Regions from separate parts of the Homo sapiens genome. Here region 2 is linked to region 1. Evidence: read pairs that join two places in POLR2A ChIA-PET (ENCODE). Cell type or tissue: OCI-LY7. All regions are shown on one strand. Each heading gives the region's core, and the rest is flanking DNA. Links, peaks and the distances in the headings are about the cores only.

Region 1 (9,862 bases), core at 860-8,859:
GTTTCCGACAGCTCTCCTATTTAATGAGGATGTCAAAGTTAACAGTAATTCATTGAATCCAAAAAGCTAAGGTCTGAGGGATATTTTTTCTTTTAAACCAGAAAGACACAAAGACCAGAAAGAGGGGGAGTCAAAAGACTTAAAGCCACCACACAGAGCTGTCTACTATGCATGCACAGTATAGCACTGACTAATCCCTGAATGAATTATGGAAGCTCCCATCTAAGATAAGCTAAGATACAGAAGTCCTCCAAATCAGACTATACAGAATGTATAAATTTATCTGCAAAGGATTAGCATTTTGGAATAAAGAAAGCCACAGCAATGCCAAGTTATCACTTGAAACTATAGAATTATGACAAGATTCCACTTAATGAGAAGAGGAATTATATTTAAAAATAAATGAACATAAATACAAAAGGATTTAAAAATTGGCTTCTGTTCTGAAGAACATTACACATGAGTCACCTAAACCCTTTTTGGCCAGTGACCATAACCCATTGTAGAAAAGTTCAGGGTTGAAACGACAGATTGATAAATTAAATACGACTGTCTCAATTCGAGTGCCAAACTCCACAATCACAGTTGTCTACGCAAGTAAGCCACGGACTACCAATGTGTGTTTGGGGAGGAGTGGGGTAAAGTCGTCTCCAAACCACACTTGGATTTCAGAAGTCACGAACAACTGTGACAAGATCAAAAAACAAAATGTATAATTTTATACTGACAAGCCCCTCCCTGATTTAGAAAATTCTGAAACTAAAGAATTTTAAAGTTTAGCACTATTTTCTAAGTGATATCATATCCCAATGTGTAACTCAAAATTTCACTTCTCACAGAGTATTCTTCATTCAGGAAGTAATTTATTGAATGATAGGCTGACCCAATCCACGGTTATATTTTCAACTCAGCCAACTATTCCACTGCCTGAAAAATTATTCCAGGCAGAACACTAATACCCAACATTCAGCCATAAAGGTCGCCTGTCATTTTTTCATCTTGGATTAGTCCACAGCAACCATTTATCGAGTAACTAATATAAGGACACTGGGAAGGACATCTAAAAGCATTAAGAGTTCTCTCTTTAAAAATGTAAGGAGTAATTTCTGACTCCATGAGAGCTCACAGCATTAGACAATTGATACTCAGCTACCATTCAATTATTTTAAAGATATCTTAACATGTAAAAGAGAAAGTTATTACACATAGGGTCAAACACTGAAAAACACTTCTGCTAATTTCCTTTGTGGCTTTCCTCAACCTCACACATAAAATGGTTATACAAGATTTCTTTCAAAGCCAAATACTACAGAGTTTTGGTGGACAAATCCTGTAAGTACCCAATGTACATTGCCTTGTTTTAATAGAGGAGGACAGAAAAACTGGAGGAAAAAATGACCTCAGATTCAACCCCAAGATGACTAGCCAACAGGCAGGGTAGCACCATAAGATCCCTCACACTCATCAGAAGAGGGCAGGGCAGTTGACAGTTCATAGAACACAAGAGTATTCTGTGTTGTTACTTTAAATCAAAACCTATTTTGCATTATAGGAACACTAACCAAAGCTTTAAACACACTTTTATACAAGACAATGTATGGTCTTGGTCATATTGAATCTTCTAAGCTTAAAACTGGTCATCTGTCTAAATTTAATTTTCTTCAAATGAAAAAGGAAAGTTTTGAACAAGAGGGCATAAATGGGGAGATCTGATTTTTCTGTTGTTCTATTAATTTTGGAAATGTAAACCTCTTGCAGTGTTGCTAAACTTAAATGTAAATCTCTTCCCATAAAACGGAATACAGATCTTTATAACATCCATGAATGCATCCACTTGCAAGCCTCCCACCCCACCTCTCCCTTGTCCCTACACGCAAGCCTTTATCTCCCACTCCAAAAAGTCAGGTGCTTCCAACAGGTGTGGGGACCTGGCTGTTTGTAGTTTTGTCAGTTTGGGTGTAAGGAGGGAGACAGTAAGCCAATATTGTCTTAGGTGTAGTCTTATTGTTCAGCTACCTTGACATAGCCTAGGAAGCTTCTTGCTCTTGCTGATTTGTTCTTCAGGGGCATTTTATTGTTTAATAATGACCTTGGCTGCTTCTCAACAGCCTCCATAAAGATAATAATCTTGGATCTGGGTGGGAAGGGCTGGAAACTTATAGATGTTCTGCTGGGGTGGCAGATAGCAGAGGATCCACTTTCAGGACTAGGTGGAAGTAGGGGAAAATAAACTATAACCCTATTCTATACAACATTTGAAAGACAAATCCTTTCACCTACTGAAGGTGTGGAGAAACTAGGACACTCACATGTGGTTGGTGAGAAGGTAAGTAGTGATATCAAAATTTATAGTATGTATTTCCTCCATCTACTAATCACATCTATAGATATTTGTTTTCTAGAAATATTTGTGCAAGAAAACGAAGATGTACAGAATGTGCACTACAGATTTAAAAAATAATTGTCAAAAAGAATAGCAACAGCAAAACAGAAAAGACTAGAAACTAAATATACATTAATAGGTTGAATAATTAAAATACGGGACATCCTTATAAAATAATATGTATGCATTAAAAAGAGTAAGGAAAACCTACAGCATACAGGCTTCGGAAAGTGGCCATATAATATTACTGAATGCAAGAGTCCCTTATAGAACAGTGTATAATATTCAGTATGATCCTACGAATGTATATGTTTAAATGTAAGTAACTGCATAAAAAGATATCGAAGGATATCTTCCAAACTATTAACCGTCTTCTCTCAAGGGAGTAGAAGCAGACAGGAGGCATTTCCACTTCTGTATTTCTATGAATACACTGCTGGTTTTCTGTTTTTGTTTTTTTAGGAGCACATATTAATTTTGAAAAATTTAAAGAGCGTTCCCATTAAAGGGGAAAATATGAAATGATTTTTTATTTGATAAGAGAATTGAGGTTCACCCGATGGGTCTGGGACTGATGAGTAGGAATAAAAAGAGCACTCACTGGAGGAAAACATACTCTTCTGGGGCATCACAAAAGGTCCTATGTGTACTGCTGCCTTCAATGAATATGCTAAAATAAAATGCCACCCTGAATTTTCATGTCTTTCTTCTGGGGCATACTAAATTGGTAGTTAACTTTATATAACATTTGTAAGCATAATACGGCAAACAAACATTAATACTTCCTTGTAATAGATGGAGACACTAAGGATATTAATTTTTAAAAAGTGACATTCACTGAAGAAACACTGGGGTCTACAGGATGCCAGGGGAGTAGTTTTCAAACCATGTTCCTAGCAAGGGATGCAGAAAGAGCAAAGCCCAGGGTCAGCCTCCAGGTATCTTCTCACCTACACTTTGGTCAGAAAAGCTCCCATTTCATACCCTTGATTTACTGGGGTTCCACCTCAGGTTTCATCTACAGGAAATGCAAATCCATTCTTAAAAAGGTTTTAAATTGCTCTACTAAGCAGTAGGAAATAAGGATAGACGCAGAAGCAGAAAGAGTTTACAGTTTACTGACACCAGCCTTATTAACAGGTAATTATACCGCATGGGAACAGATGGCAACAGAGAGGATCAAGCAAAGCACTGTGGGACCAACTGACCAGAGGTGAGTCAAGGGGTCAAAGCTTCAGAGCTGACAACTGAGTCCAGGGGACATCACCAAGCAGCGGCAGGAATAAGATCAGAGGCAAATGGGGGTTCATCCACCAGTGCTTCAGCTACGCAAGTGGGAAGGGCTCCAGCATGGTCCTAGATGACGGAGGAATTAAATTATCTTCTTCCATGTCCACCCCTATAGTCAGGGTTTACTGAGTGTTTACTAGGGCCAGGTACTCTTCTAAGCACTTCATTAAAACTCAATTCTCACAACTACTCTGTGAAGTAGGTACTCTTACCACCAAACATATTTTGTATAAGAGCAAATTCAAGCCTAGAAAAATTCAGTTATTTGCCCACAGTCACGAAGCAAGCACAGTCCCAGCAGTTTGACTTGATAGCCCCCACCACTCTACAGAGAGTTCTACATTAGCAAGGACCTTTGGCTCCAACTGATATGAAATGGGGTTCAAGCCTTAATGCTCAGTAAGATTCCCCCCAACCTAAATGGACCACACTGAATTAAATCTCTTAAGGTATCCTGCCACCTTAATTCCTGATAATTCCGAAATGGGAGTTTTACGTAATTCAGTGCAGAAGCCCTCATCAGAAAGAATCCTCCATATTTCTTTTTTTTTTTTTTTTTGAGACGGAGTCTTGCTCTGTCACCCAGGCTGGAGTGCAGTGGCATGATCTCGGCTCACTGCAAGCTCCGCCTCCTGGATTCACGCCATTCTCCTGCCTCAGCCTCCAGAGTAGCTGGGACTACAGGCGCCCGCCACTATGCCTGGCTAATCCTCCATATTTCTAAATGGAGGGTGCTTCTCTCCCCTGCCTGACACCTGGGAGGAGTGTAATTCATCTTGCACCTTCAAGGAGTCCCTGCTCTCAGGCACCACCAGACCAGAACCAAGATCGACACCTTCCTTTTTAAGTGTCACCTTTAACATCCCTTATGCTCTGGCATCACAACCCCCCAATAAAATGCTTTCTTAGACCCTGGAAGCTGAGTCAAGAAAACTAGTTTTGTAATGTTTTGCATTAATGTATTTGAGCAAAGTGATGAAATAATTTATCACTGCCATGTTTTTAAAAAGCATCAGTGTCAGCTGAAGGCTTTGAGCAAGTTCAAGTTACACATAACCAGACTTCCAGATGTATTTTTTTCTCTACCTTGGTTTCCAGAGCTAGCGTATTCTCGGTGCTGATAATTTACAGGTACCCCATGCACCAAACCACAGAGCAGCATGTCTGCAGCTACAGAAGAATGAAGTGCCTGTTGTCTCGCAAAGTTCTTCAGTAGGATTTGGAGGCAAGTAGAGCCATTAATTAATAAAAAGCATAGCTTGTGGTAATTAGCAGCAGCAACAAAAATGTTTAGCGGAGCTTCCTCTTTTTATCTTGAGGCAGTTCCTACAGACAGATGCTTAGGATTAATGAAGTTTAATGAGACCTGCAGCAGCTGGCTAATTAGTCAGTGAGGAGGAAGTAGTAATGACAAGAGAAAAAGGCTTTTACTCTTGTTTATTAGCTCAGGTTTGGGACAGTTTTCTTAAACTGTGGGCTGTACCTTCAACCTCAAAGTGGTCCCAGAGCAAATAAAAGTTTCAAAAAAAAAAAAAAAAAAAAAAAGGGCAAAGAAACCAAAGCATGAAGGCTAAATGCTGAGCTTCCCAAGGGTCGGCTTGCCTGCCTAGGAGGAGTGAGCAAAGCAGCCCAGAGGCAGTGGAAGTTCAATGTCAGCCATGATTCCCTGGAAAGCAGCAGCAAATGCTGTCAGCATCAAAAGGATACCCATGTCCTGGGTAAGTGGGACAGTCAACATCTTGTGTCTCACGGACGACCCTATGGAGAATCCTCAATTTAGAGCATCCCCTCCTCCTCAATTCTAAGCAAATGAAAAGGGTTTTTACTAATGAGAAGTACTTGATGATTATGCACAACCCCTTTGTTGTCCATTCTACACTTGTATTATCATTAAATTTGTTATGTATTAGCTTTCAATATAGCCATTCCACAATGCACGTGTATTTCAAAACATGTTGTATGAGATTATATATAAAAATATATAAAGTGTGTGTGTATATATTTATATATTTTTTCTTTTTTTTTAAGACTAAGTCTTGCTCTTTTGCCCAGGCTGGAGTGCAGTGGCGTGATCGTGGCTCACTGCAACCTCCACCACCCGGACTCAAGCGACTCTCGTGCCTCAGCCACCCAAGTAGCTGGGATTACACGTGTGTGCCACTATGCATGGCTAATTTTTGTATTTTTAGTAGAGACAGGGTTTCAACATGTTGCCCAGGCTGGTTTCAAACTCCTGACCTCAAGTGATCAGTCCGCCTCAGCCTCCCAAAATGCTGGAATTACAGGGATGAGCTAGTGCACCCGGCCTATAATTTTTATTTATAATTTTTATTAAAAAATAAAGTTTTTACAAATTTTTGGTTATGTGTGTCTCTCATATTGGCTCCCCCAGGCCTGTACTTTTGGAAGTATACAGTAGAAACCCTAACCCTTTCAGAATTAACTAGTTACCAGCAGTAAGTTTCCCATTCTATCAATAAACAATGCAAGAGAGAAGATTTTGGAGATTTTTTTTTTTTTTTGGTTAAAGTGTGAGAATATGAATACACTTGGATTATAATCCATCCTCCAACACACACACAAATAAGCAGCTAATGGCAATACTAGTGGTCTTCCCAATTCACAAGACCTGTGCTTCAAATTGTTTTCCTGATAATGTGGAGAAATGTGCTCTTTATGTATTCTCAAGAAACAGGATGTGAAAAGCTGGTATGGGTATACAAGATAAAAATGCCTACCCAGAGTGGGCAGAAGCCTCTAAATATTACTGGTTTGCTAAAAGTTTCAGATGCTTTTTAGTTCTACATATGTTAGTTCTACCTTTAACCTCTCTACCACTCAACGAACCATCAAGAAACAAAATCTACTCCCTATGTAACAGTAAAGTCACCCCAGACTAACCTTCAAAAGGGGTTTTACTTTAAAGAAACAGCTTCACAGCCACTGCTGTCATAGAGAATATTCTCAGGTTCCGTGTGGCCGGAAGCTTGAATTTTTTCAGTGCTGGCTTCCTTCTCCAGTGGGGCCAGAGGCTGTCAGAGCCAGCCCGGAAATCTCTCTCATATATGGCTTTAACGTAAATGAAAATATTCCCCTGTTAATTATTTACATAAAGAAGGTCATACAGGTCTGTCCTAGCAACACCAGAGAGCCGTTCTCACCAGCAGCTTTTACCCTCAGAAAGGAGAGAAGAAACACCCATTCAAGTTCAGCACAGAGGTTTGGGTTTATAACCTGTTTCCAAAGTCAATACAGTTAACTGCTGTGGGCTATTTGCTTTCAGAGTTTTAGGATCTCTCTCTCTCACTATACTTTCTGGCAAAGCCTGACAAACAATAGAGTCATTTTAGTCTTAATGCATTGGCTAAAACTGGTTCCTACATTCTCATCAATTCTCCTAAGACTTACATTTTACCTAAATCCAAAGGTCAACAGGAGTTCTCGGGACTTACAAAGGTACTTTTCAGAACTCCATGCAGCAATATATCTTCCCAGTTCAAAAGCAGGGCCAAACAGCAATGCTGGGCTCCCTTAATATGCCAATGTGCTTCAGCTCAGTGAGGATCTGGTCTGTCCACAGTTCAGGTATTAAGAGAGCTATATAGCACGTGCGCTAATGCTACCAATACAGAGACGAACTACCCCTCATTGGGGGCCACGGTCCCTATGGGTGAGTGTGAAAGATGGGGAGTTTAGGTGTTTTCAGAAACTTCTGGTTTGTGGTACTGTATGATTTCCCCAAATAATGGTCACACATGAGCAGAGAATCAGTCCCAAAAAATGGTAGTTGATAACCTGGCACTGTATTCGATCTCTGGGTGACATTCTCATACCTGAGGGATGCCTCAGGTCAAACGGAAGCTGTTATACTTCATTCTATGTGCCGTCAAAGCTCCTTCTATGAGCTAAGAACACTGCAACTGAAAGTAAAGGTAAAAGAGGTCATGAGCTAGAGAAACTCCTAGGAAGCTTTATTCTGAAAAGAACAAAATGGGAATATATAATATATATTAGGTTGGTGCAGAAGTAATTGTAGTTTTGTCATTACTTTTAATTGCAAAAGCCACAATTACTTTTGCACCAGCCTAATACATTCATACCAGAGGGCTTCTCTATAGCACCCTCAAAAGAAAATTTCTTGGGAAAAATGGTGACATGGCACCTTTCAGTCTAGCAGTGTTAGGCATTCCTAAGAAAGATACTCAGATTTCTCCTGGACAGAGAGGGCATAGAAGAGAACAAACCCAGCATTCACCAACCCAACAATCCTATTAGGAATCTTATGATTCTGGACTCTTGAAGTGGCAGAAGTAGCATCATACACACACACATCAGAATTATCATCACACACACACACACACACACACACACACCCCATCAGAAGACACTTGCCTAGGCCAAATTAAATCATTTCTGGAAGTGGGCAGGGTATAAATAATAAATATAAATAACTTGCCTCACTGATGCCAAATATAGATCATAATGAATGGGAACAAAATCAAGTTTGTGGTTTTAGGATACAAGTAAGGCTGAACACGTAAGGATGAACTCTTAGAAACAGTTTTTATATCTGCTATGGGGAAACTCAAAAGGTGGCCTGAAAACACAATGCAAATCGCAGCTGGAAGTCTTCACTTATACTTGGCAGCAGCAGCAGCAGCAGCAGCTAACCGGAAACAGGGATTATCCATTTTATTCACACAGGGACATCACAGAACAAAAGGCTAACACTTAGCCCAAAAACACCAACAAACACTCAACCAGTCGAAAATATTTAAAGTCAAGAAAAATCAGCAATCTCCAATAATCTGAACTTCAGATGTGGTTTCCTGGCCTAACTCCATGTTTCTGGGTAATGCCATCACCTTTGAACATTGCTCCAAGGTTATTCTCTGTGTAGCAAATGCTCAACGATGCAGCAGTGAACACTGTACTTTTAAATCCAAGATTCTACTTCAGTGCCAGTACAGTTTATTCCAGGTTCTCACGGGTACATTACAAATAATTTCATATACTGGGAAAATACAGATCAAGAGAGTCTGTACTGTCAGCTGAGTCCTTTATAGTCTGGAATCTCCAAAGTACCATCAAAGAAAAGGGAATAAAGTCCTCCAAGATAAGGCAAGGCTTGAATTTTACATGGCATTCACCATGCTGCTCCTTGTTACCATCACCAATGAAGAGTGAGAGTCTCAGCAAATCCTTTAAGATTGAAAAAAGGATCAGGAATTTCTACCTCTCAACAACTGCTTTCACTAAATCAAGGTTGCCCAGGGTCCTAACAAAATCCTAATGTGGGATCTACAAAAGCACCAGGTGAAAAATGCTCAACAGGCAGCACAGCAAGATGGTTAAAAATTGAGTCCCAAAGCGCACTGCGTGGGTTGGAATCCTGGCTCCATTTACTAGTTAAGTGTCCTTGGGCACAGCTTCCTTTGTGCCTCAGTTTCCTCATCTTCAAAATGGAAATAACACATCACACAAGGACGCTATGAGGAGCATATGAATCAATACTGCAAAGTACTTAGGACAATGCCTGCACAAGGGGAGTATCAAGAAGTTTTGGTGGCTATTACCATTATCAGTACCACCACCAATACAGGGCTAGACTTTAGGTAGGGACCTACTTTCCTTCTCTCTTTGCATGAGAATCCATATACCTTTTCTTTTGCTTTCCCTCTCCTTTGTAGCTTGTTAGGTTTCCCACAGGACTGATTTTGTGAGCTCAAAGCATGAGAAGCCAAAAATGCTTAATGTTTTGGCAGTGGGCATCTACCCAGAAGAGCCTTGGGGGAGCACATTCGGTAAAATGAAAGTGACCAGAGTAAACGGCCATGCATTTATTTGCAGGGGCCTTCAAATCTGTATCAGACAATCTACAACCCTAACAGGTTAGAGAACTGAAATGCAAGTCACTTGTCCAAGGTCATTTAACCAACATCAGCTGCTAAGCAGCACCTGATTCCCGGGACCTGTGCCAAGATTAGCTGGCTGTTGGCTAACAAAAAGGAGGCAAAACCCCCAACTAATAATAAGCATTAACAAATGAAATGGAAGGGGAAAAAAAACTTGCATGATGTCCCAAGTAGAATTCTAGCCATTCCCCAACATCCTCCATGGTTTCATGACTCCCTCTGTACACCCCTACCCCCAAGCACCCATCATCTCATAATCTAATCCAGGTCATAT
Region 2 (9,862 bases), core at 1,024-9,023, 79 kb after region 1:
ATCTCAGTTACTCTCTCCTAGCCGTTTCTAATCCTTCTTTAACAAACAATTGCTGGCTTTGCATTTCTCTTTCTTCCAAAATCACAAAGGTCTCGACTTACTGCTAAAAAAAAAAAAAAGGGGACTCTATATTTTTAAATGAAGAGTGCTATTTTTACCTAAATCAATCTGGCCTGGTATATGACAACATTAAAAAAAACTCAAAGATAGAGCCTAAAAGCTTGCCAACCAAGCAAGTAATTACACTAACCCCCCTTGGACACTCTAATTAGATGTCCTGGGTCCTCCCAATTCTTAGTCCTTTTATACCTGTTTTTCTCCTTCTCTTATTCAGACCTTGTGTCTTCCATTTAGTTTCTCAATTCATCCAAAACCATATCCAGGCCATCACCAATCATTCTATACGACAAATGTTTCTTCTAACAACCCGACAATTATCACCCCTTACCACAAAATCTTCCTTCAGCTTCATCTCTCCCACACTAGGTTTCCATGTTGCCCCAGTCCTGCTCAAAGCAGCCCTGAGAAACATTGCCCATTATCTCTCCATACCACCCCCCAAAATTTTCCCCACCCCAACACTTTACCACTATTTTATTTTTCTTATTAATATAAGAAGACAGGAATGTCAGGCCTCTGAGCCCAAGCTAAGCCATCATATCCCCAGTGACCTGCACGTATACATCCAGATGGCCTGAAGCAACTGAAGATACACAAAAGAAGTGAAAATAGCCTTAACTGATAACATTCCACCATTGTGATTTGTTCCTGCCCCACCCTAACCGATCAATGTACTTTGTAATCTCCACCACCCTTAAGAAGGTTCTATATAATCTCCCCACCCTTGAGAATGTACTTTGTGAGATCCACCCCCTGCCCCCAAAACATTGCTCTTAACTCCACCGCCTATTCCAAAACCTGTAAGAACTAATGATAATCCCACCACCCTTTGCTGACTCCTTTTTTGGACTCAGCCTGCCTGCACCCAGGTGAAATAAACAGTCTTGTTGCTCAAAAAAAAAAAAAAGAGAGAGAACCAGATCAACCTAAACTTTACTTTCTCTGGAGAGACTCTTCTGAAACCCCTAGTCCCAGCCCAGGGCCTCTCCTGTTCTATGTTCCTACTGGTTTGTTGTTTTTTCATAGCACGCACTACGATGGTGTTTAAATAATTACCTGTGTATTTATTAAATGACTATCTTGCCTGAAAGTATACTGTACTCTCCAAGAACTATTGGGTATTTCTCTCTTTTTCATCAATGTATCCCTAAATATAGTGTCTAGCTCCCAGACAACAATACACAAATGTTTAATGAACAAACTTTATACTTAAAATTTTCTCAGCTTCGAAGAGTATTAGAAGCACTTTCCCTACCAATTCCTCTACTATCAAGAAGAAAAAATTACTCAGTTCATCAAGTGGTAAATTTTTTCAAATGTAAACTATAAGTAGAAAAAAAAAAACCAAACAGATAAGCTCTTGTAGATTGAGTCATCTATATTTTTTAAATTATATTTACATGAGAATTTTTAAGTTCTCTCACTGACCAAAAAGCTTCAAAAGCAACTTCAAATTTCTAAGACAAATTTTCACTGCTGTCTGAGCAGCCATGCTCAAGGGTGCCGGCTCTGGGACAGGTCCATGGCCTGGTCAGCCCTTTCCTCACAACCTCCGAAAGCACATGTAGCACGGGGAAGGTCCCAGGGCCAAGAGAGGATTCAAATTATTCAAGCACACATACAGTCTTGCATTCAGATTTTATTTATTTATTTATTTATTTATTTATTTATTTATTTAGAGACGGAGTCTCACTCTGTTGCCCAGGCTGGAGTGCAGTGGCGCGATCTTGGCTCACTGCAAGCTCCACCTCCCGGGTTGACGCCATTCTCCTGCCTCAACCTCCCAAGTAGCTGGGACTACAGGCACCCGTCACCTCGCCCAGCTAATTTTTTGTTTTTTTAGTAGAGATGGGGTTTCACCGTGTTAGCCAGGATGGTCTCGATCTCCTGACCTCGAGATCCGCCCGCCTCAGCCTCCCAAAGTGCTGGGATTACAGGCGTGAGCCACCGCGCCTGGCCCAGATTTTTAAAAATAAAGTTCCCAAGGTTGGAAGAGAGAAAAACTGACAGCAATTCAAGGAAAACGTGGCAAGCTCAATGTGAAGCAACAGCAGAAGATACAACTAAAGGAAGCTTCACTGTTAGACGCCAAGTTAAATCACCCCAGGTACTGACCAAGCCAAGAGTGTCCAGAAGGGGCAGCCAGGCTGTAAGACACCTAGGAGACCCAGCCCAGGAGCTAGGACCCCTGGGGAAAAGTCCAGGAGACACACCTGGCAGGTATGTGCAGGCAGCTTCAGGAGCCTTCCTGGGAGAGCTGGCACAGATTTCCCAGCAGGCAGGGAGCAACAACTTCACAGTGGCTAGGGGTTAGGAGGTACTTTCTAACAGCTAGAGCGCTCCAAAAATGCAGAGAGCAGAGAGGTATTCGATTTGTTGTTGTTATTGTTGTTGTTTTCACAGCACACACTGAAACAATGTTTAAATAATGACCTGTTAAATGACCATCTTGCCTGAAAGTATACTGTACTCTCCATATATTCAACAGGATAGCTACAGAAAGAACTGAGTACTGTGTGGGAAGCCGGGATGCATGCATTCCAAGATCTCATCCAACTAACAAGCATCAATAATTTGTTTAACCACCAAGTATTCACACCATTCTTGTGATCGAATACAATGTGGTAATACTATAATATGCAAAACTTGGTTCCCAAGGTGTGTAAGACACTCTCTCTTCAATGAGGCTCAGAAGATATTTCAAAATAATGGCTTTTCCAGCTCTATGTTTAACTGAATCACCATTACTTTAATTGTAACCATTCTTTGTTTGGGGTGTTGTCATATCAAGAAAATATTTGCACTCTATAAACAAAGTATTCTTCTACAAACATTTATACACGTTTTCATTGGATTTCACAACCCCACTGAAAATAATGAGCAAAAAGTTCTCAAAACAGCTTCTGCATTCTGATGAAAACATTCATTTTAAGTACGCCACTGGAAATATTTATCACTAAACCAATTACTTTATTTGGGAATTTTACGCTTTTTAAAATATTATAAGGTACTAAGTAAAACATTTGCTTATTAAAAAAAAAACCTTTTAATTAGAAAATACAGTCATCCCTCACTACCCATGGGCAATTGGTTCCAGGACCTCTTATGAATACCAAAATCCATGGACGCTCAGGTCCCTTATATAAAATGGTGTAGTATTTGTATAAAACCGACACACATCCTCTCAAATACTTTAAATCACCTAAAGATTACTTATAATTCCTAATACAACGCCTACACATCACCTTACTCACATGGATTCAATGCAGTTCTCAGTAAGCAGCAAATCGTGCTTCTGCTTTTTCGAACTTTGTGGATTTTTTTTCCCAAATATTTTCTATCCATGGTTGGTTGAATTCACAGATGCAGAAGCCATGGATACAGGGGGCCAGCTGTACTGCTTAGGCTGGTATGACTTCTCAGTCACCCAAGGAATATCCTTAAGTCTAGGATTTTATTCTCCGAAAAAGGAGGAAATATTCCTACTAGCTAAATAGATATGAAAATCCAAAAGGTTTTTATTTAAGAAAGTCATAGAACATCAGAATGTAAAACAGCTGTGCCTTGCAGGACCTTTGTTTACACAAACCTCTCTGCCTCTTCAGGTTGGAAGGAGGGGAGGTGGGGGCACCTCAGAAAGTAGTTTTCCTAACAAATTACTCCCTTACTTTTCTCCTAATCAGACATTTGCTTTAACGGAGATTTGAACAAGTCAGTCCCACCCAGTGCACTTAAAAATCAATGCACACATATTCAGCATTAGTCATATTGTAACAAATTCCTAATATAGTGTGGGGGATACTCAGAAGAGTAGTTGGTGATAAACCAAACCAAGCAATCAAAATACTACACCTGAAGGCTGCAGAATATGGTTTGTTATGGCTGTTTTAATGCAGTTCCTGGAAATATCCTTAACATCTTCCATATATAGATTATGACAGCACCAAAATATTCCCCCCAAAAGTGAACCCATACATTTAGAAGCATCAAGAAAATATGGGAAAGCCATTCATTGTAACCACACTCAGCTACTGAGGGATGAATAGTTATGTATTCAGCAGTTTCTCAGCCAGAAGTGGGTTGGTTTTGCTTTTTGGCAATGGGTATATGTTTTTAATATTGCTGTGTTACTCGAAAAGAGTTGGTATGTTCAAAGACTAGAAAGGAAAGGCCTGTTTGTGAAACCAGTGATGAGAGCATGGATCAAAATAATGACCTACAAGGATGGTCGCTTTCATGCTCATGGAGACTTCTCATTTCTAACCCTTGGACACTTTCAAATTCTGCTAAGGCCCTCAGATTTTCAAGAGTGTAGGTGCTGGGTGAGACAGCCAGTGTCAAAGAGATTTCTCTGAAGAGCATCTTGTTCCCACACTGGGCCTGCAGGAGAACAGACAGGTAGGGGGCACTGTTCCCTCAGCTTGCTCTGACTGCAAAGCCACTAACCAGATGAGCAATGAGACCCCCACACTACGCCTAGTCCTCCATGAACAGGAAGGCAGCAACTGGCTGACATAGTGTGCTGAAAGATGGGCCAAGTTCCCATGAGAATTGTGTTCATATCTCCATGCGGAGCATGCAAAAAAGCTGAGCATAATATATCAGCATGGAGACACCAGTGACCAGTGTCGTGGGGCAGGTGAGAATGGATGACCAAAAATAAGCTCAGCAGATTAACCTCCACACAACAAAAGGATTTTCTTTTTAAACACAGGGATCACCAAACTGAAGGCTAAGAATGTACCCAGTTGTAAAATCCAATGTGATTACTATGTCAGGGAAGCCCCCAAGCCACACAGGTAGTTCTCCTTTCCTCATGACCACAGAGGGAACATGGCAGTAGCCTCGAGTGCATTCTTCTCTGAGGTACCCTAGCTGATCTGTTAGCTCTCTGAGTCCGTGCAGAGCTCATTCCTGACACAATGAGGGCAAAGCCAACAAACACTGGCCCTCTTCAACCAGACTGCTCACCACTCACACAATCTCCAGGAACCTCCATCTAGAAGCTCCAGAAGGTTCCTGCTCAACAGGCTTTACAAAAGAGGAATAATGAAGCCCTTCACCTTGCTTTCACTGTCCATTCTAAAAGGAGAAACAACAACAAAAAAACCCCCAGGAAAGCCAGAGTTTGCCCTTGGTTTTGCACTTGGATTTTCCATGAACACATCTCTGTCTGACTTCAAGGGAAGTCCATTAACCTTTCCTGATGTACAAGAACCTTGCAGGAAAAGTAGGCAGGGAGCTGTCACCCATGCACACACAGCCCCACTTCAAAGTGTATTCTCTGAAGTGAATATTTATTTCTCTTCTCTAAATGGCAGAAGGTATCTTCCTCTGTTGCCGGAAATAGACAATTATGTCAGGAGCAGCCATCCCTGATGTAAACCAACCCTTCACAGAGGGCTGGGTTGGGGGGCGTGCAGGTAAAGTGCAACCACTCTGACAGCCTGCCATCCCCACAGCACTAAATTGATGCCAGCTGCCCACTACAGGCTACGTTCCTGAGGTCCTGTGACAGGCTCCTGAGAAGACTAACAAACCTTCCCATCAGCTTCCAGATGAGAGCAAGGGTGAGGCCTTTGGGGCTAGAAAGCAGAAACTCGCCAGCTCCCCGATCAGAACCACAGTCTCACTATTGGCAGGGGTAGGGTGTCATTTCAAAGGCCAGTGTGTTTGGGGAAAGGAATGAGTGAATTATTTGACTGACATCCTGAAAAGAAAAATACACATACTCTCTCTCTCAGAGTTTAGCATTTGGAGAGTGATGCTGTCAGGACAGGTCTGGAAATGAACCAAAGCTCCTTAATCTAGTCTTGCTTTAGCGCAAATATTCCAGAAGATGCTAATGATCACCTCCCAACACAAATTTTCAGGGAGCTGCAAATACTTACCAAAACGTGATCGAGCTTTTCTCACGAAGTCTCTATACACACTAGTTGCTCCATATTCTAGCTCCCACTTCTCACAACTCCCCAGTCCCCCACCTTTGCACTGTCCTCTCCCCAGAGAGGCTCCATCCCCAGGCAGGGGTGGTAACTCTCCGGTGCAGTGCCCAGTGCCAGCAAAGGGCATCCAGGTACCACCTCCCATCAACCTGACCCGCCATGTCAAGGAGCACTGAGCAGAAAGGTGAGCAAGTAACGAGACAAAGCCTCCAAAACACGAAGAGGTGGAACTGACCAATTCAGAATCCACCAAGTCCATCTCCTCTTTCTGGATGCCACAAACCTACACCTGGCTGTCCAGCCAGGTTAGCATTTAATTGCTTTAAATTACCCTTAATGGATATACACAGCATTAGAAATGATCAGTTATCCCTAACACTGTACCTAAATAATGTGTAGTGTTCCCTAAAAGGGAGAAGGAAGGTTTCTACAATATGCAGAAGTGACCAGCTATTCAAGAAGCTCCTTTGTAATATATAGCAACTGGTCTGGTATTTGTCAGTCTTAGTTAGCTAATTACAAACCTATTTCTTTCTAAAGGAATAAAAAAGAAAAAAAAAGAGCCAAAGAGCCAAAAAGCCCCAGAGGCAGTTTATCATGCCTCTGGTAGCTCATGTGGGATAAGGAAGGGCAATTTCTACTCGGGTAAAGGGGACAGGAAGATGAGGACTCTTTGCTTCCTCCTCACTGGGGACCCCAGAGTCCTGCTCTCTGCAGCTGCCTAGCCTGACTGTTGACAGGACAGTCCACGAGCCCCGAGAGAAGATCACGAGAGATCTGTAATCAGAGAATCTGACATCCCTTCCAGAAATCAGCCATTCCTTATTTGGGTCAGTCCCAGCAGAGGACTTTGGACAAGTCATCTAGCTGCTCAGGGCCTCAATTTCCTCGTCTATAAAGAGAGGACTGGAAAGGAACACTGTTCTTGGCTGCACATCACTGTCACCTGTGGAGATACTGTGATTTAATTATGCTGGCTCAGGTATGAGTGAGCATCAAGATCTTTAAAATGCGCAGCCAGCCAGGCACAGTGACTCACACCTATAATCCCAACACTTTGGGAAGCCAAGGCAGGCAGATCCCTTGAGGCTAGGAGTTTGAGACCACCTTGGGCAACATGGCAAAATCCCATCTATACAAAAATTAGCTAGGCGTGGTGGCATGCATCTGTAGTCCCAGCTACTACAGGAGGCTGAGGTGGGTGGATCCCTTGAGCCTGGGAGGCAGAGGTTACAGTGAGCCATGATTGCGCCACTGCACTCCAGCCTGGGCAACAGAGCCAGACCCTGTCTCAAAACAAAACAAAACAAAAAATAAAATATCCAGCCAAGGATTGAGAGCTACTAATCAGCTAGAGCTCTTTCTAGCTTAAACAAAAAACTTTAGAAACCTCAAATACCAATAAAACCATCAGCAGACACACCCCACCCCTCCTTAACACAGTGGATCGAGATGAAAAAAAAACAGAACAAATCTCTCAAAGAAAGGGACATCTCCAGCAGCCTGGTCCTGGGAACACCTGAGGCCCACTGAGTCTTCAGCCTATCCAAGTGATCTAGAAGTTTCCATTCATCTCTAAAATTTTGTTGTATTTGAGATTTAGATTTTCTGTTTTCTGTTGCCTGAAACATGAGTCTTACAATAAAATGTCTCAAACATAAATTTTGTGATTATTTAAAATAAGCCATCACCTAACAAACGTGACTACTTGCCATTTTTCTTTCAAAGAATGAAAAACCGCCTAAAACATTTGTTCATTCTCTCACTTTTAGTAGATTACAGATCACAGAAAAACACAAAACAAATCCTAAGAAATGAACAATTAACATTACAAACGTAAAAAGAATTATAATTCCAAGATGCCAAAAATACTGATTACATTTCAATTACCATTTGCGCCTTCATCTGGAAAACACATCCTCCATTGGAAAGTACCCAGCATAACAGCTGCAATGCTTTTTCAACTTTAACAAACACTGGAAAAGTTAGCCAAAACTCTGTGTTGGCTGACATCCAGGGTTTTATTATTATGTACTATTAGTTCATAGTGAGAAACATGGGCTAAAGGAAGGGGGAAAGCAAAGTAATAACAGGGGCTTCATAATCATGTGCAGATGTGAAGGTTTCTGAAGCTTTATCTACCAGAAAATGCCTTCCATATTACTTCTATTACCTGTATCCTTTATTAATTAGATAATTACAAATGTTGTGTTTTTAGGACATTATTTAGAGACTTAACTGTGAAACGGTTTTTCTTATGTCAGTGGCTGGGCTGTGCTGACATTTTAATATTTTTCACATGTAAAGCAACCTGGTGGATTCTCTCCCCTTGGCTCCACGTTTTAGCAAGTGCTGAAAGCAAATCAACACGCAAACAACCAGTCACCTTCCTCCATTATGTCCATTTCTTGTCAAATCAGTTATGGTTCAAAAGCCTCTCACTTTTAGTACTACATGAATGTTGGGGCTGAAATATTTATTTTTTAAGGCTTACACAAACTGCATCGGGTGGTATGGTCTAAGCACAGACTTTTCAATCTCATGAACCAGCAAAGTTTAAACAAACAAAAAAAATGGAGGAAGCAACATTAGTTTCCAACTTTTCCTTAAATAAGGAGAAAAAAATTAAAACAAATACAAAAAAACTACTAATATTGCCACTATTGAGTCAAAATAGGCCAAGAATTATCACTGTCATCTGAGAACAGATCGATCCCTTCCAGAAGTGGGCAAATGTTAACCCTACCTGAAGGCTTCTGCATGGCTGGTGAGGGCCTCAGGACACACCTGTGCTCCACAGGTGCAAAGGGAAAAGCATGAGCCAACAGGAGGTGAAGGGTGAAGTCCCAGCCAGCTGACTAGGAGCAAATGCAAAGTCTCCTGGGTTTCTCCGTCTACATCTACACCTTTACCCTACTTTTAAAGTCCCTTCGTATTATAAAGTTCCTTAACCACTAGGTGAAAACACTGCGGGACCGTTACCCTTTTATTAGGATGAATCAAGTCTCTATGCACCAACACATGTATCTCCAGCACCCAACACAGCATTTGGCATAAAGTACGGGCTCCAGACATATTTATCAAATAAATGACTTTTCTGCTTTCCCCAATATTTAAGGGGTGTTTAAGAAAAATGCATTGACAATGGATGCATGGGAGCTTCTTGAAAAAAAATATAGTATGGATCTAGGTTCAATTTTTCACTTTAGGGATGTATATATAGTTGCGTTATTTAGGAAACACTGATATAGCTTTTACTATGTGCCCAGGTCTAAGCCCTTTACAAATATTAACTCATTTAATCCTCAAAATAACCTTTTTTGAGGTAGGCACTATTATCTTTTTATCACTTTACAAATGAGAAAACTGTGGCATAAAGCGCTCAGGGAATGTTGTCCAAGGTCACAGAGGTAAACGATAGTGAAGCTGGAATTTGAACCCAAGTAGTCTAGCTTCTAAGTCTATCCTGTGCTGTCTAACACAGTCATCACAAGCCATGTGTAGCTATTTAAATTTAATTTAAATTAAATAAAATTTAAAATTCACACCAGCCACATGTGCTCAGAAGCCACACACATGGCCGGCAGCAAGTCTACCGAACATTCCCGTCTTGTGAATGCACTGGTCATGCTCCACCCAGTGGAAGCACTTAGTCTATGCTCTTAGCTGCTACTCTCTTGCTGCCTTTCAGTCTGGGTTTGGCTCCACAGACTGAAGTTCCAACTCCATGCTGTATGTATCCCCAACCTAAGAAATATAACAAAGTTTTTTTCAGATTGGGACTCTCTACTGTGATT

What was found. Peaks named below come from ENCODE experiments on the same cell type or tissue, not always from the same donor. Only the 100,000 strongest peaks of a DNase experiment are listed, where the experiment ranks them.
Region 2: POLR2A ChIA-PET joins it to region 1 with 12 read pairs; 2 of 35 experiments call an interaction of 5 or more read pairs at or near these places.

Annotation. Positions count from the first base shown.
Region 1 is chr2:54,576,934-54,586,795 of GRCh38, reverse strand. All of the region lies in intron 2 of SPTBN1 (spectrin beta, non-erythrocytic 1), which reads right to left. It overlaps LOC124906008 (a long non-coding RNA gene), which reads left to right. Exons shown (of 3, transcript XR_007086322.1): 1 at 1-2,326; 2 at 3,524-3,596; 3 at 4,805-5,218. Among named protein-coding and RNA genes, the nearest start is that of SPTBN1-AS1, 23 kb to the right of the region's middle. RefSeq lists enhancers at 6,507-6,556, 7,556-7,605. In OCI-LY7, for the core only: no CTCF peak of the experiment used is centred there; DNase peaks (open chromatin) are centred at 4,483, 5,015, 5,798 and 6,695; H3K4me3 peaks cover 4,254 bases; H3K27ac peaks cover 4,335 bases.
Region 2 is chr2:54,498,060-54,507,921 of GRCh38, reverse strand. All of the region lies in intron 1 of SPTBN1 (spectrin beta, non-erythrocytic 1), which reads right to left. It also overlaps the pseudogene C9orf85P1. Among named protein-coding and RNA genes, the nearest start is that of SPTBN1, 47 kb to the right of the region's middle. RefSeq lists a silencer at 9,570-9,754. In OCI-LY7, for the core only: CTCF peaks have their summits at 4,328 and 4,530; a DNase peak (open chromatin) is centred at 4,531.